Regions from separate parts of the Homo sapiens genome. Here region 1 is linked to region 2. A link is an interaction called in ENCODE POLR2A ChIA-PET data of the cell type or tissue named here. Cell type or tissue: PC-9. All regions are shown on one strand. Links, peaks and the distances in the headings refer to the core of each region. The heading gives the core; the rest is flanking DNA.

What was found. Peaks named below come from ENCODE experiments on the same cell type or tissue, not always from the same donor. Only the 100,000 strongest peaks of a DNase experiment are listed, where the experiment ranks them.
Region 1: POLR2A ChIA-PET joins it to region 2 with 11 read pairs; 2 of 35 experiments call an interaction of 5 or more read pairs at or near these places.

Annotation. Positions count from the first base shown.
Region 1 is chr3:172,347,257-172,350,177 of GRCh38, forward strand. FNDC3B (fibronectin type III domain containing 3B) reads left to right here. Exons shown (of 26, transcript NM_022763.4): 21 at 1-105. Among named protein-coding and RNA genes, the nearest start is that of GHSR, 100 kb to the right of the region's middle. In PC-9, for the core only: no CTCF peak of the experiment used is centred there; a DNase peak (open chromatin) is centred at 1,225; H3K27ac peaks cover 2,265 bases.
Region 2 is chr3:171,805,081-171,808,001 of GRCh38, forward strand. The region is part of intron 1 of PLD1 (phospholipase D1); the gene reads right to left. Among named protein-coding and RNA genes, the nearest start is that of PLD1, 3.9 kb to the right of the region's middle. In PC-9, for the core only: no CTCF peak of the experiment used is centred there; a DNase peak (open chromatin) is centred at 1,441; H3K4me3 peaks cover 1,057 bases; H3K27ac peaks cover 2,500 bases.

The DNA of each region.
Region 1 (2,921 bases), core at 151-2,650, 540 kb after region 2:
TGGGGAGAAGATGAAGAATCCTTAGAACTCATTTATCATGGGACAGACACCCGTTTTGAAATAAGAGACCTGTTGCCTGCTGCACAGTATTGCTGTAGACTACAGGTAGGTTGACATTATTCAGATGTTACTCACAAGGACTGCTGTCCCATGAAAGGCACTTTGGGAAACCCACTCAAAGGCTTGTGGTGGAGGCTGTCAGGAGGGATGATATGGAAAAAAAGAGTCCATTTAAATAAAAATATATTTGGTTGTTTTGGTGTTTTGCAGTTAATTTCCACTTCTCTAGGAAATTCTGAAACTTAAGAACAAAATAAGATTCTTCTCCATTCTGCTTCTCACCACCCTTGTATCTTGTCTGTTCATCAGTTTGCTGAATAAATGACCCAAGTCCAAGGGAAAGATGACACAGCTCCTTAGGGAAGGAGCCTTCTGTCTCATTCCCCTGAGATGTACATTTCAGTGGGAAAGACTCTTAGAACTGGTAAAAGACAGAAAATTATTTTACGAGCTGTTAAATGGAGCCAAAAATAATCTGGACTAGTCTGCATTAGATTACAGGACCCCACCTCCCACCTCCCAGTGACGGTTATCAAGGCTGGTTATCTATAAGCTTCCACTTGGGAGTCCAGATAGAATAACATCAAGAAAAATTGGTTCATAGCCTAACCCCTCAGAGTGACAATAACCATGGGTTTACTTTTATTTTACTCTCTTGGCTATATTATTATTTTTTCTGTGTAAAGCCTTAGTCTCTTGAGAAAATAGAGTTCTTTGTCCTCCTCTTTCCATTTGTTCAGTAACATTTCTTGAGCATTATAGTACTTTGTACCAGGATCAAAGGAAGATCAGGAAGAGAGATACAAAGATTAATCAGATGTGGTTGTTGACCTTGAAGAGCTCTGTCTTCATACACATTTAGATTTGAATAGATAAAGAAGCAAAGATGCCAAAGTCAAGTTCCCACCTGATTTAAGTCATGGATCAAATTCGTTATTATAAGTACACCCAATGTCTCTGGTCTCTTTGGAGAAAATATTCGCTTCATAACTTAATTTTTCAGATCAACTGAAGCATTTCTGTTAAATTCAGAAGTCTGCTGTATTTGAAACATTTCTGATTAAACTCTTTTGTTATACACCTTTCTTGCTTCTCGAATGAAGCACCTGGGACATAATTAACCTTTTGACAATGAGTCAGTGTCACAGCAAATTGTCTGATATTTATAATAGTGATGCTGAGTCACTGGGGAAAGGTTAAATTATGTGCCACACTCTTGTTTTTCTACCAAGGCAGGATATAAATAAAGAGCTGTCTGCCACCCCAGTAAAGAGCTTCACTCCATTATGGTTTTTGAGTTTTGGTGTTTCTTTAAAATGTTATTATATCTCCTTCTCTTTCAGAGTCTATGTTGTCTTAGCATTGACTTCCCAAAGCTGCATTATAAAAGATACATTAATAAGAATAGTACCTGCATAATCTTGCCTCGTTGTATTAACAGGAGTAGAAATATATTTTCAAAGGTCTGTGCTTATTTATAATAAAATGAGTCAGATCTTATGAAGGGAGTACTACTTTTAAGATTACCATTGCCACACTAAAGGACTATTGCCAGGAAGGGGGTCTGTTCAAACTATACCAATTTATTGTTATTTGTGGACCAAATATGAATTATTTTCATTCAACATGATTACAAAGTCAAGTTAAACCCCAATATTTTTTGAATATATGGCACTTAAGAATTTAAATATTGGCCGGGCATGGGGGCTCACACTTGTAATCCCAGCACTGTAGGAGGCTGAGGCCGGCTGATCTCTTGAGCCAGGAGATAGAGACTAGCCTGGACAACATAACAAAACCCCTCCTCTACAAAAAAAAAAAATACAAAAATTAGCCAGGCATCTGTAGTCCCAGCTGCTCAGGAGCCTGAGGCAGGAGGATCACTTGAGCCAGGTCAAGGCTGTAGTGACCTGTGACTGCACCACTGTAGGCCAGCGTGGGCGACAGAGTGAGAGCCTGTCTCAAAAAAATAAAAATTTATTATAATACCTGTACTGTGTTTTATAGAAATGTGGTGGAACATTTCTTGTTTTGCTCAGGAATTTTTGAATTTTTGTATTTTCAGGACTGTTTTAATTAAGTACCAACGTAATTCCATTCATAGGGCATGTTGTATATTATAGGCATACTATTATTTACAAAAAGTTGATTTTGAATTAAATTTCATTTGAAAACTGTTAATAAAAAGTGGTGTAAATCAAGAAATGTTTTCCATAGAGCCAAGCTAGTTAAAAAGAAAGTAGGATCCTGCAGTAGAAAAAGAACATTGGAAGAATTGGTAAGATTCTGATTAGGTCTGTATGTTAATAGTATAGTATCAGTGATAATGTTTTTCTTTTCTTTTTTTTCTTTTTTTTGAGATGGAGTCACGCTCTGTCACCCAGGCTGGAGTGCAGTGGCGCGATCTTGGCTCACTGCAACCTCCGCTTCACAGGTTCAAGCGATTCTCCTGTCTCAGCCTCCCGAGTAGCCGGGATTACAGGCGCCTGCCACCACGCCTGACTAATTTTTGTATTTTTAGTAGAGATGGGGTTTCACCAGGTTGGCCAGGCTGGTCTCGAACTCCCGACCTCAGATGATCCACCCGCCTCAGCCTCGCAAAGTGCTGGGATTCCAGGTGTGAGCCACCGTGCCCGGCCACCAGTGATAATTTCCTGGTTTTGATCATTATTCTATAGTTCTGTAACATGTTTCTCTTCGGAAAAGCAGAGTAGGAGATAGACAGAAATTTCTCTGTACTATTTTTGCAACTTTTCTGTAAGTATAAAAGTAGTACACAATAAAAAGGTGTTTGAAAAAATAGAGAAAATACTATTTTGTTCATAATTTTCCCAGTGGGAAGGAAGAAAGTGTAGCTCCTA
Region 2 (2,921 bases), core at 118-2,617:
CATAAGTTTATGGCCTCAGAAGTCTCTCTCTCTCTTTCTTAACAAAAGAACTGACTAAACTAAGTTATTTTTATTTCCATGTTGCTTTTGGCTGGTTTTCTTTTGTGCGTCAGAGGCTTCCAAAAGGTTCCCAACTCTAGATCCAAAAAGTTCAAAAAATGATTGAGTACAGAATAAAATATTGCCCTCATCCAGAGGGGAGCTGAGGGTCACGGGCATTAGGAGCAACGGGGGAAGCAATCCAGGATTCTGGAGCCCTAGGAAGCAAGACCTGCCATGACCCAGTCGGCCATAATGTGGGCCCTTATTTAGCAGATTAGCTCTAGTATGGTCATAACAATTATTAAAATATTGAAATGCTTCCCTCTGGAAATATTGCACATAACACCCAACCCCTTCCAAATACACCTGGCCTCCCAGACTCTCCCAGGATCCCTGGCCCAATCTCCTCACAATCAGGAGTTAAGGCCTGGCCCAGCAGAGGATCTCCAGGACCCTGCCCCAGTGCTTCTACCCTTTGACATACCCATGCTCCACCTTAATTTCGTTTTCCGAAAAATAAAGGACTTGAACAGATTGTCTGAGTTGCACTATAATTGCAATTATGTCAAAGAACAAGGACGAAATGGAAATAAAAAAACCTAAAAAAAAGTTTGTTAAGAGGATGGAATCACAGGTTATGTTTTTTTCTAGACAGACAGCAGTGTCAAAACTCTGGGTGCAAGCTGCCTGGGATGGATCCCCAGCTCTACCATGTGCTAGTTGTGGGATCTCACTATGCCTCAAACTGCCTCATCTATAAAATGGGCATAGGCCAGGCTCAGTGGCTCATGCCTGTGAATCCCAGCACGTTTGGAAGCCAAGGTAGGAGGACCACTTGAACCCAGAAGTCTGAAACTAGCCTGGGTGACATAGCAAGACCTCATCTCTACAAAATAAAATACAGTAAAACAAACATAAATAAATAAATTAAACGGCCATAATAAGATTACCTACTTTACAGGGTTGTTCTGAGGGTTAAATGTATTCATGTTTGTAAAATGCTTAGATGAGTGCAAGGCACAAAGTAAACACCACGTAAGTGTTTATTAAATAAATAATTCATTTTATTCTGTCGTTGTAATGTTTGCTCAATAAATTTAAAAATTAAGAAAGTTTCACAACAGAAAAAAAACACTGTGACACTATGAAACACTTACGTAACATACACTTTTGCTTAATAACCCAGCACTAAAACAGCTGGGGTCCAGATTTTACACTGCACTGTGAATTTAGGGAAACTAACACACTGGAATGTGTTCCCACTGAAGCATAAGATGCGATTTGTATGATTCTCTTTGTAATCAGAAATGTCACAGGCTTATGGGAAAGTTAGGTTTACATGTTTCTCATTTTAACCCTGCAACAACTTTTAGCCACACCCTAGCAAATACATTTTATTTTGTGGTGCTAAGACTTAAAGGATTGTAAACACAAAACCAGACCTTGCAGAGCTACAGCTTTTCTTGTGAACACAATGACTCAGCCTAACTACAAGTTTAAAGAGACATATCTTATGTGTTGGGTCCCCTAGTATCAATCTTTAGTAAACATCTGGGATGGACAGGAAATTGCTACACACTGCTTTTAGTTACTAAAAAGGCAACACTACCTGAGCTCAAGCATAGTTTAGATAGGTACTATTTGCACTGCTATAGAGGACAACACTGACAATTGTTATTTTTCTGATAGATACTCAGGAGAGGAAATGATCAATAACAATAATTCCCTTACGTGTTCCTTCCTCTTGACAGCTAAACCCCACAATACCCTTAGACACAAGTTTAAATACATCACAAGCTTATCCTCAAACAGTAATGTATTAGGTCTTTCCTGCTGTAGATAAGATTTGTTAAACAGTCTGGCTATGGCTTTTTACCTTTTCTCTTTTAAAAGTGCATTTCTCAGCTGGGTATGGTAGCTCATGCCTGTAATCCAGCACTTTGGGAAGCCGAAGTAGGAGGATTGCGGGAGCCCAGCTGTTCAAGACCAGCCCTAGCAACACAGTGAGACGCCATCTTTATAAAAATACAAACAAAACTGGCCAAGGATGGTGATGCGCACCTCTAGTTCCAGCTACTCAGAAACTGAGATGGGAGTATCACTTGAGCCTAGGAGGTCAAGGCTGTTGTGCCACTACACTCCAACCTGGGCAACAGAGTGAGACCCTGTCTCAAAAAAAAAAGTTTAAAAGGTGCATTTCTCTAAAGCTACGAGAAGGAACTCAAACCTTGCTTAGTGATAAAACTAAAGCCTGCAACACAACCATTATCATTAAAATGTTATTAAAACCCTGTAAGAAAGATGAAGAGTCTTGTGGATGGATGGTGGTGACGGTAGCACAACGATGTGAATGTATTTAATGCCACTACATGTACACTTAAAAATGGCTACAATGGTAAATTTTATGTTGTACATATTTTACCACAACAAAAGTGAAATTATAAGAGAAAAAAAATTTTTTAAAAAAACATCCTGTAAGAGAACATTTATACACTGTCGGTTGGAACGTAAATTAGTTCAGTCACTGTGGAAAGCAGTTGCAGATTTCTCAAAGAACTCAAAACGGAACTACCATTCAACCCAGCAGCCCCATTACTGGGTATATATCCAAAAGAAAATAAGTTGTTCTACCAAAAACACACACAAATTCATATGTTCACCACAGCACTAGTCACAATAGCAAAGACATGGAGTCAGCCTAGATGCCCATCAACTATGGACCGGATAAGAGAAAATGTGGTCCATATGCATCATAGAATACCATGCAGCCATAAAAAGTAACACAATCGTGTCCTTTGTAGAAACATGGATGCGGATGGAGGTCATTATCCTAAGCAAATTAATGCAGGAACAGAAAATCAAACATTGCATGTTTTCAC